Regions from separate parts of the Homo sapiens genome. Here region 1 is linked to region 2. Evidence: chromatin loops called from intact Hi-C (ENCODE). Cell type or tissue: natural killer cell. All regions are shown on one strand. Each heading gives the region's core, and the rest is flanking DNA. Links, peaks and the distances in the headings are about the cores only. Region 1 overlaps RUNX1 (RUNX family transcription factor 1). Region 2 overlaps RUNX1 (RUNX family transcription factor 1).

Region 1 (5,385 bases), core at 249-5,248, 49 kb before region 2:
TTGTGCTAATCCTCCTTACACATCTGTGCTGCCTAGAGGTGATTCACTTCTTTAGAATCCCTCCAATAATATTATTATTTTTCTAAGCGTCTGGAAGGTAGTGTCTTTGTTTGCTAGGGTTGTCTGCATTTGAAAACAAGTTAATCAACATGCATTATATATATATACACATTTATATATATATATACATGTGTATATATATGTGTATATATAATATATACATGTATATAATATATACACGTGTATATATTATATATAAAGCATATATAAATGTATACAATATATTATATATAATGTATATATTATATTATATATGTATATAATGTATATGTATTATGCACATGTATATGTATTACATTATATATACACGTATATGTATTATATTTTATATGTATATAACGTGATATATGCGCCTAAATAGACTGTGGTTCTTTTATCTGATGAGATGACTAGAGGAGGGATGGCCAAATAAGGTTTATCTGGGGTCCCAACTCTGATTGATTGGAATTGGCTGAAGGAAGGACACTGAGACCACAACTGAGCACAGCAAGAATGAGTGCTGTGATCAATTATTGATGTCTGCAACAGGCAAGAGGGGAAGATGTGGCTGGCTATCTGCATACCAGATAGTCCCCATCTTAATAAAGAATGAAGCTTGTGGAGGGGACAGTGGGAGATAGGGCTGCGTAGAGTGGTTGGATTTGTGTTCAAAGCGCCCTGAGAAGTCTGTACTGAATTCCTTAGGCAGTGGGGAGTGGAAGAGTCTTGAGCATTATAGCAATATGACAACATCTGAACTTTTAGGAAGCAAACTTGGCCATATGTAAGATGGACTGAAGTGGGGGAGGATAACCAATAAACTAGGAGCTTAAATAAGAAAAGGTAAGGACAGTGCAGATGTGGGAACATTAGAACTGCCTTGGAGCAAATGATAACCATGAGATTCCCATTTTGGATGATTGAGAGGGTGTTTTAATTTATAATGAAGGTAATTAATTTATAGAGAGTTGTATTCTTTTTATCTGTTTTCATGTAGAGTGCTTATTACAGTATAGATGTTATAAACATGTTTATTGAGTAATATATGATAATAAATTAATGAATGAATGAAAGAGTAAGTGAAAGTTAGGAGGAGGAGCTGGTTTTGAGGAAAAGAGGACAAGTTATATTTTATACATTCTAAGTTTCAGGTGTTGGCAGGGCCCTCTGTAGAGATGTCCCCAGTTCAGACATAGCTTTCCAGTCCTCTTCAAACCTACCATTATACCACTGCTGGGTTGTGGGTTCTCCCCTCTAAACGACTACTTCCTGCATATCACTTTCCATATAGCTGATTTATGATTTTCTTTTAGAAAACCATGCCGGTGATCTTTACCTATGTAAAACAGTTACAATTTATTGAGGAGTCCATTATGTGATATCATTTGTGATACAATGTATCATTGAATCTTTATGGCTCCCTAATATTGGGGACAATATTATACCCCTTCTACTGAGGTTACTAACTCAAGTAGTAGAGTTGAGATTCAAATCCAAGTTGCCTTCCTTCTAAATTTTACCCCTGTTTGTTTCCCCACACTGTCTCTCACTACTAAGTGATACATTCTAGAAAATGCTCATGCCATGCTTCTGATCTCATGTTAACCAACGGTGCCTAGTGGAACCTCATTACCCCCGGCATTTCCCATACTCCTCTCCCATTTACCCATTTCTCTCATCCATGATTTTCTGACCAATTAGCCAGTCTGTCCTACATTATACCCATCTCTCTTCTTATTGCATGTGCATCCTCTTTTATGCATTCACTTCTACTCCTATTTCTCACTTTAGTACGTACATGTACGTGTGCATAATGATCACATGCTTTTGAAGTGGTATTAAGAGAGTTTGCACAAAAATTGTGGGACAGATATGGGTATAATGTGGTGTGTGTTCACCCAAAGCTGTTGGCTTTAATCAGGATTGCAAAGCTATACACACAGGACATAACAGTTTATCTTGGAAAATTAGTGGTTGGGAACATCTCGATGGTGGACTTGTTTCAAACTAAACACCTCTTCCTCAACCTTCAGTGCCCTTCTGCAGAGCTGTTAGTGCATGAGTACTGTGAGATGCGTCCTTGTTACATGCTACAAGTAGCCCCTCAGGTAGAAGCCAGTGTTTCCAAATGTCTACATAACTAGGTCAAATTACATCCAGAGCTAGGCTGTGTTGCTCTGATGTGTTTACACTTATTTTCCATTGAATCTAAGTTTCTAATGTTTTAGGTCACTAACAATGAATCCAACATCTGACATTTTATGAGTGGTGGGATGTTATCAATCCTTCAGCAAGTTTTGATGTTTTTTTTATGACTTCTGGCAAGCTGGAGTCATTAGGATTTATTACCAGAAAAGGGAACAAATACTGTTGTTTTACTGTGTTCGACGTATAGTAGCTGAAAGTAGAGTATTTTCAAGACCTATGTTCCTTTTGAAATAAAAAGTTCCTAGGTCTTGCCTTGGTCTTTGGGTTGGCTGGGCATGCAGTACACTGCACTGAACTCACTGGTGTGATGGACCCCGTTCACGCACCACTCCAGACCTTCCTGGCTCAGTGCCTGGGAGTTTGTCTTGCTTCTGGGTCTGGGTGGCCTTGGAAATGGGGCAAAGGATACTGTCATAAAGCCACAGCTGCTGCTATTGCCATCACAGACCAAAGAATTCCCATGTGTGATGCTCACTGACAAGAGGAGTCAGCTGTACCTATGTGCTACTTGGCCAGAACTTAGAGATGCTTGGATTTCCCAGTGGCTACCTGGGGGTTCCAGGTAACAACTTGCAAGTGCAGGGGGAATTAATACTGTATTGGGTGAACTTTTGATCAATGAGAGGCAGTGGATAGGGAGAATCCAGCAGATAAGTTGCTTGCCTTTGTTCTAAGACACAGCAGATTCGTACAGCTTTTCTGTGTATGTCCTGAGAGAGCAAAGGCTTAGCTAAGTTTCTCATGAGCTGTGACTAGCTCTGTGCCTTTTCTTTTGCTTTCACTTTTACTTCCTTGGGACTGTACACCCTGTTGCCCCACCCCAAAAAGCATATAAGCTTTTGAGTCAAGTTTTTTTTTAATTTTTTTTTAATCATCTTAGGCTAAGACACTTTTTGTCCCTTCTGTTAGATTTGAACTCTTGGAGGACTGAGGCCATGTCATTTTCATGTTTCTCTTGATTGCATCTAGATATTTATTGAAACCATGTTTGCTGAATGACAATGTCTGGCTTACCACCCAAAGGAAGTTCAACAAAGGGGAGCAGAATCCCTCAATTCAGGGTGGCTTTGACATTCATGTCACACCCAACCTGCCACACAAATATTGGTCCAGCTCGCTGTGTCTTGGCAGGTGATGGAAGCTTGGCCTTGGAGGCACCAAGGAGCTAAGAGGACTCCATGATATGAACACAAAGGTCGATTCACATGCTGGTGCTTTAGGGGGCATTAAAACCATTCCAGAGAAGCAGGAATAAAGAATATAGGAGCATCTTTGTGGACACTGGGTCTGCAGGTCTAGCAGTAACAGAGGAGGGCATAATGGATTCATGAGGTCAAAGCTGGGATGGACCTTGACTGTAATGAAAAGAGGCCATGAGGGTGTGAATCAGGGAAAGAGGATGAAGGCAGGGGTGGGAGTTGTGTTGAACAATTGGCAGATGATCCAGGAGGCTTCATAGGTTGAAGACTTTCAGCTACTCATTAGGAAACAGCAGGCATATTCCTTCATTTTTCCCCTTTTTCATTTTTTAGACTTCCCCATATTCATTTTCCCTCTCTCTCCCTTACTGCTATTATTTTTTCATGTTTTTGATTCTGTCTTTATTCTACATTTGATGATTCAAAATGTGACATCTTTACATTTAATGAATTCTTAACCCAGTGGTATATGTTTTGAAGAGTGAAATTAATAAAGAGGCTTAGAGAGCAAATAGAAATACACTTCTATAATGAAAATAATCTGTCACTCATGCGTTAGCTGATTCTAGTTGATGTGTTCTTTGGGAGCCTGAAGACAACCGAGAAATGGGTCCTACAGCTGTGAGCTCTCCTTCCACTGCCATGATTTCCTTCACGGAGTCATAGCATTGCTGATTCCTAACTGGGATGTGGTTGGACTTAAACCTTGGTTTAAATCCTGACTCTGATATCCAAACATCCTAAGAGTCAAGTGCCTGGTTTCTTAGTTTCTGATTTTTTACACAGATAATACCTTCACAAACACATACGGTATATGGAAGTTGAAGAAAGAAATGAAATAATGTTTAAATATGACTTTGAACATATTCAACAAAACTCTCGGGTTCAGGAATTTTAGTATTGTGGTAAGAATATGATTGCTGTGAATGACAATAATAGTTGAGCTAGCCCTTCAGTGAACAAGTTGAGACACTTTTTTTTTTTGTAACCTGGTTAACATAGGGTTTCTCAACCTCAGAACTCTTGACATTTTGGGCTGGATGAATCATTGCTGTGGAGAGCTATGCTGTGTATTGTAGGATGTTTTGGCTCATCCCTAACCCCTACCTATTAGATGCCATTAGCCTCCCCTACTCCTGATGTCACATCCAAAAATGTCTCCTGACATTGCCAAATGTCCCTTCCTGGGTAAAATCTTTCCCAGGTGAGAACCACTGGGATACAGCATGTCCACTAGAGCTATAGTTTTCCTCCTTATATTAACGTGTTGACTAAAACTTAAAAAGCAAACATAATAGATACCTCCAAACAGCAAATGGGCTAATGCAGTTGGTATACACAACAGTACATCTGCCAATGTTTATACATAGCACACGGCTGTACTCAGCTGCAGCCAGTGACAAACAGAATTCGGAGTTTACTTTCAGTCCACACTAAGAGGTGACTAACATGGCGGGATAAAAAGCCAGGAGACCCCCCTTCCCAGAAGCCCCCCTTTGAATCACAACACATATGTGAGTAATGACTGTGAATTGAATTTATGACTCAAGTGCTGTTTGTCTGCATACATCAAATAAAATTTGAGACTTAAAGACACAAGCTGCCATGTTCGTTTCCCCCCTCATATTCATTTGTGATAACTACTTAGAATTCAGCCCCCCTCTTTTTTAAAAAAAAATAGCACTCTGTCATTTCCAGAAAATGTTTTAAATTAGTACAAAACTTGGCTAAATTTAGCTTTTATAGAAGAAAGAATAAAACATAATTAACTGTTTAAAGAAGAAAACAGAAACCACATGAAGGAATGAGACTTGCTGGCGAGAAATCTAACAGTAGTGCTTGGTAGCTAACCCATCTCCTGTGTAACAGATGTTCACGAATTTAAATGGAAACAGGATGGGCGTCCCCATAGAAGGCATTTGTGATAAAAAGCTGCTAA
Region 2 (5,385 bases), core at 321-5,320:
CAATATACATAAAGCGCTTATGTATAAGTACCTGGCTTGACAGCAAAGGCTATATAAAGATCTGCTATTATTACTTTGGTCTTGGCTTTGTCACTGAAGAGCAGGCTGTGGAGCCCCACTGAGTCTCAGTCTCTTCATATAAACAGTGGACGAAGTTCTCTGGAACCATTAGCCTTGTCGTTTTCTTTCTAAATAAGGCATCTTGCAAGTACCCAGGGAAAAATCACACCAAGGAAGAGACCACACAATTTATTCACCAACGCAGGCCAGTGGGCATAAGCCAGGCCAGTATGGGTCACCCCACATTTATCAGGTCCTACGTAGCCTGGGGATGGGGTATTCTGCCTGTGAAGATAGGAGGAGCTGGGTCTTGTTTCAAATTATGAGGGTGGTATTTAAATAGCACCCATGTTTGGCTTCACACTTTTCCCGAAATCTCTCTTTATTCCCGTCTCATAGGCAGAATCAGGACCAACATCACTGAACAAAGAGACACGAATTAAAAATCAGTTGTTTGGATTTTCATTTCTGCTGAGTGTTCTCTTTTAAAATGACCTCTGCTATCCCGAGGGAAACAGTTTTCCCCATTACTGACGGAAAGTGAAGTCTCCTCAGAAGGAGGATTTCCCTTCCAGAAATTCAAAACCAGAAAAACTATCAAGACACTGTGATTGTGTGCCAGTGAACAGCCGTTTCCAAAGATTTGAATGGAATAATTTGTTTTTCATGGTTTGTAGGTAGCAGATAAAACTTACATGGAAAAATGGACAAGAAGAAATGGAAAATAAGACACAGAACCTGGAATCATCAGCTTAAAAAGCAATTTGCTTTATTTCAGCTGTGCCCAGAAATAGCTTGAGGTTACCAAGTGAGTATTTCTACTGGAAGCATCAGCTACAATTAGGTCACCAACTTAGAGAAGACGTAGGCGGAAATTTAAACACCAAGTCTATCATTATAAAGGTACTTTATCAGCAAAACTGTCAGCTATGGATGGTTGACTTAAAATTATTAAGAGGCTAAAATATCAAAGGAGAAGACAAGTCTGTGGAAGGGTCCCTCCTAAGATCAACAACAGCTGAGGGTCTAAACATGAGGAAGCGGCTTTAATAGCATTGCTTGTGGAGTTCGTTTTGAAGTCCTTAACTTCCACGCCAATCTGATGTGAGAAAAATAGATGCTTCCCTTTGGAGTCCTTGTTCCAACCATGGAAACCTGGGACACACACTTAATTCTGCTGGTGACAGAATGACAAATCTGTTATTGTTTAGGATAAGTGAGGCATGGCAATACTCTTCTGAATTTCGGTGAAAATTAGATGTGAAAATCTGTAATGGTACTATTCAAGCTTCCCCTTAAACAAGAAACATTGAGCAAATAAAAATATGGAGTCCCTGGACCTATTCTAGAAGCCTGGTGCCAAGGAATAGATTTTGCATGGATCAGCTTAAGCTCACCCAGGAATGGATTTAACTTTCTCCTGGAAAATTTATTTGAAAGTCCAAAAAAAAGAGTATTCATTATTTATGGATTTAGTAATGACTAGATTTTACAAATATTTGGATCCACATGAGCCATGGAATTCAGAATAATATTATTTCCTGCCATATTGGTAACTGATTTTTCAAAGAAGATTTTACTTGATAGTTAATTTAATCCATTTTGCTTGATTATTCAAATGTTCCAAAACACCCAGTGGTGGCCTATTTTTTTTTGTCTCTTTTCACTATAATAATATGGCTTGATGTTTCACAATGGCTGTATCTGTTTCCTTAGCTACAAAATGGTTCTGAGACCGGTCTTTCTGTATCTGTAGGTCATTGCCATCAGTGCAGCAAGGAGCCCCCCTCAACAAATCTCTCTTCTTTATATGGGGCTGATGCTTGGCCAAAAGCCTGCAAGGGTGAGTCTCAGAACAGCTGCTAAAAATGCAGCTGGATAGTGAGACAGAAGTGCTCAATGCCAGTTCGCTGGGCACATTCGTTAGTACATGCCAATGCTGGAGGAGCCGTACAGACAGAAGGCACTTCATTTCATCCGCAGGTCACTAAATGCCTTTGTCCATTTCCTGCCTTTCCTTTATCACATGGATATTAGCGCTTATCTACTCAAGTCATTATAACTATAAATCGCTACCATCTTTCTTACCAAGGATTTAGTCTTTTGTGCCACATACAAGGTGTAGAGAATTCTTCTAGGGATAGACTTCTAAGTCCAAGCTACCCAGGGAACTACCATTTACATCATTCATTAAGTAAAATAAAGATTGTTGTTGATGAAGGGGTAGCTCTTACTAGGGTCCCAGGGTTAGTCCAAGGCTCAATTATGAAGTCAAAAGGGGTGTGTGTGTGTGTGTGTGTGACGGAAAGAAAGAGAAAGAAAGGGAAGGAGGAGAGAGTTTGGATTGGGAAAGTTACCATCCACTCTCCTCTTAGCATACCTAGTTGTCAATTTTCTGTTTATGTTTTATATAGCCTCATTAATGATTGCGATACTATTACTATGTTTACTTTTTTTATTTTTATTTTTTGAGATGGAGTCTCACTCTGTCACCCAGGCTGGAGTGTAGTGGCGCGATCTTGGCTTATTGCAATCTCCGCCACCCGGGTTCAAGTGATTCTCCTGCCTTAGCCTCCTGAGTAGCTGGGATTACAGGCGCGTGCCACAACACCCAGCTAATTTTTGTATTTTTAGTAGAGACGGGGTTTCACCATGTTGGTCAGGCTGGTCTTGACCTCCTGACCTTGGGATCCGCCTGCCTTGGCCTCCCAAAGTGCTGGGATTACAGGTGTGAACCACTGCATGTGGCCTATCTTTACTTTTGAAATAGGAAATGAACTCAGAAGTTAAACCATCTTTCAAGGTCTTATAACCGTTAGGTGGTAGAACCAAGATTTGAAGCCTAGTTGGTCTGTTGCCAAAGTCCACTATATTAAGCTGTTTCCCAAGTGAATCTTTAGGAACATTCCAGGCACCTAGTTCTTCATCCTTTTTGGTTCTTTCTCTCATCCATGATGTCTGGTAGGTTACAAAGAGAGAAGGCATTAAATGTGTTGTTAACCAGCAAGCGCATGAGGTAGAAATTTTGGAGGATTAAGGCTTTATTGAACCCACCAAATCATACTCCAGGCATCTGTCTTGTTTTTCACTGTAGCTTCTAGGAAGGTTAAGCATTAGAAACTCGAATGGTGATGTGAATCATAGGAAGCGCTAAGCTAAACTACTGAATGAGTCATTCTTTCCAGAGACAATGGCCCTTATTTCTCTCAAACTCTTAACAGACTTACAAATGAGGGTAGAAGAAAAGCTACTTAAATTTACTACCCCTACTAATAACACCAAAATAAATTTATTACTCTACTACAGAGCTTTCACTTTTTCATAAGTTGTTATCAACATTTTGATTTTTGGGTTATCAGAACATCTAACAGCATGTTCTAAATGTCAAATAAAAGGTAATTACATGAAATGATAATGATATACAATCTCTTTACTGTCTTATCTAAGACAATCTCTTTTGTGTGCTGGGAGTACAACAAACTTGATTCTTGGCTACCTGGGGCAGGGGTTTAGATTACTAAGAATCCTAGAACTACACACAGTCTGCCATAAAACTTATCTGTGGAGGAGACCATTGCAATAGCTATAACTCTTTGGTGTGTTGTGGGGGGAAAATGGTTTGAGACTCACTATTTCAGAGGAAGTGGTGGCAAAAGGAAGAGGAGAATGAAGTTGGTAGCTTGCAGAAATAGCAGAGTGGAGTAGCTAAAACTTAGCTAGTGGTTTGGTGTGGGGGTGGAGCAGGGTCATCACCATTAACTCTGAAGTTTAGCCCTGCTGACTCAGGGGCCAATGGTGCTGCTGCCAGAAATAGGGGAGCTGGAAAATCTGAGAAGATGATTAATTCAGCTGGGGACATATTTGCCTCAAGGTTCCTCAGAGGGGCATCCCCAGTGGATGTGTTCAGAAGTCAATTGAAAATAAGGCCAGCACCCAGAAATGGGCTGAGCTGGAGGGTTAGAGTTGCCAGTCATGGGTCTATGGTGTTCAAGACAAGAGTGGCCAGATTCACAAAGGGAACAAGGTGGACCAGAGAGAGAAGAGAGCCTGGGACAGGGTCTAGGATGTATTTGGAGTAAGAGAGAAGGAAGAGTAGCTAGAGAAAAAAATGTGGAAAAAGCAGTGATAATAAGATAACAGAAGAAATCATCACAGTGTGAAAAAGCAAGGCCAAGGATGGATAATTTGTTCTTGGAGGATGAAGTGGCCTAGACTATAAGCCCCAGAGTAGCAAATCAGTTAGCAAAGTGGCCAATCTCAGTATGTCATTGTGCACCAGAAGGTCCCATATGAGGGCAGAAAAAAAACTATAGAACTATACACAGTCTTCCATATAACTTATCTGTGGGGGAGGCCACTGCAATAGCTACGGCTCTTTGGTGCGCTGTGGAGGAAAAATGGTTTGAGATTCACTATTTCAGAGGAAGTGGTGGCAAAAGGAAGAAGAGAAAGAAGTTGGTGGCTTGCAGAAATAGCAGAATCAAAAAGAAGAGTATTTTAAGACAAGAGAAATGCCCAGCCAGTGGAGAGAGACCAGGAGTGGAGAGGAGAGAAGTGCAGGAAGGAAAAGAAGGGAATGAAGGGTTGATGGAACAGTTCTAGAGGAAGCTGGAGGGCTTGAGTGCAGAAGCACAGTTATGTGGCACATGTCTGCAAAGTAGTTGGGCAAATACAATGTCCATCAGAGAGAGGTCACATGAAGATGCAGATAGACCCCGTCATGTGAAGGAAGGAAGTGATCAGGTACTTTCCATAGAACTCATTTCTCTTCTCAGGAATACAGGGGTGACAGGATCTTCCCAGAGGACAGGCTGCATGGTATGGGGGTCAGGGCTGGCAGCCCAGGCCAGGTTTGGAATAGCCCCAAAATATATAGCATGGTAGGAGGTTGTGCATGGATATATTGAGTATTCAGTGCACAGGTTAGGATGAAAAAATTGTGTCAAAGTAGTTATGTGATTCCAATAATACTTAGAAGACTTAGAACAAGAGCAGAGAAAGTAAGTGGTCATCCTGAGTTAATAAATGAAGGTAAAGAACTTAGCACTCCATTGAAAGGTACAGTAATTTAATATTGATATTAGATTGATGGGTCCTTCATTTCCCTATGGTCTCATCATAGTTTCTTGCAATAGGGATGACAGAGCAGGGAGTAATAGGCTGCCAGCAGGACCTCAATGGAGTGACCCAGTCTTGGGTTCAGGCCCATCGGGGCAGAACTAGGTTTGTCAAAGGGTGCTTGCTGACTGGCTTGGAGAGCAGAGGTAGCCAGAGGTGTCTGGGGTCACCATGAAGACGGCAAGTACAATCTGTAGGAGTGGAATA

Evidence for each region. Hi-C counts contacts between places; a loop is a spot of excess contacts. Peaks named below come from ENCODE experiments on the same cell type or tissue, not always from the same donor. Only the 100,000 strongest peaks of a DNase experiment are listed, where the experiment ranks them.
Region 1: it touches region 2 in a loop (5-fold over the local background); 11 of 110 quality-filtered maps call a loop at or near these places.

What each region holds. Positions count from the first base shown.
Region 1 is chr21:34,931,164-34,936,548 of GRCh38, forward strand. The region is part of intron 2 of RUNX1 (RUNX family transcription factor 1); the gene reads right to left. Among named protein-coding and RNA genes, the nearest start is that of RUNX1-AS1, 98 kb to the left of the region's middle. In natural killer cell, for the core only: no CTCF peak of the experiment used is centred there; DNase peaks (open chromatin) are centred at 1,278, 1,928, 3,018 and 4,498; H3K4me3 peaks cover 457 bases; H3K27ac peaks cover 3,279 bases.
Region 2 is chr21:34,980,058-34,985,442 of GRCh38, forward strand. The region is part of intron 2 of RUNX1 (RUNX family transcription factor 1); the gene reads right to left. Among named protein-coding and RNA genes, the nearest start is that of RUNX1-IT1, 57 kb to the right of the region's middle. In natural killer cell, for the core only: no CTCF peak of the experiment used is centred there; DNase peaks (open chromatin) are centred at 3,224 and 3,784; H3K27ac peaks cover 1,722 bases.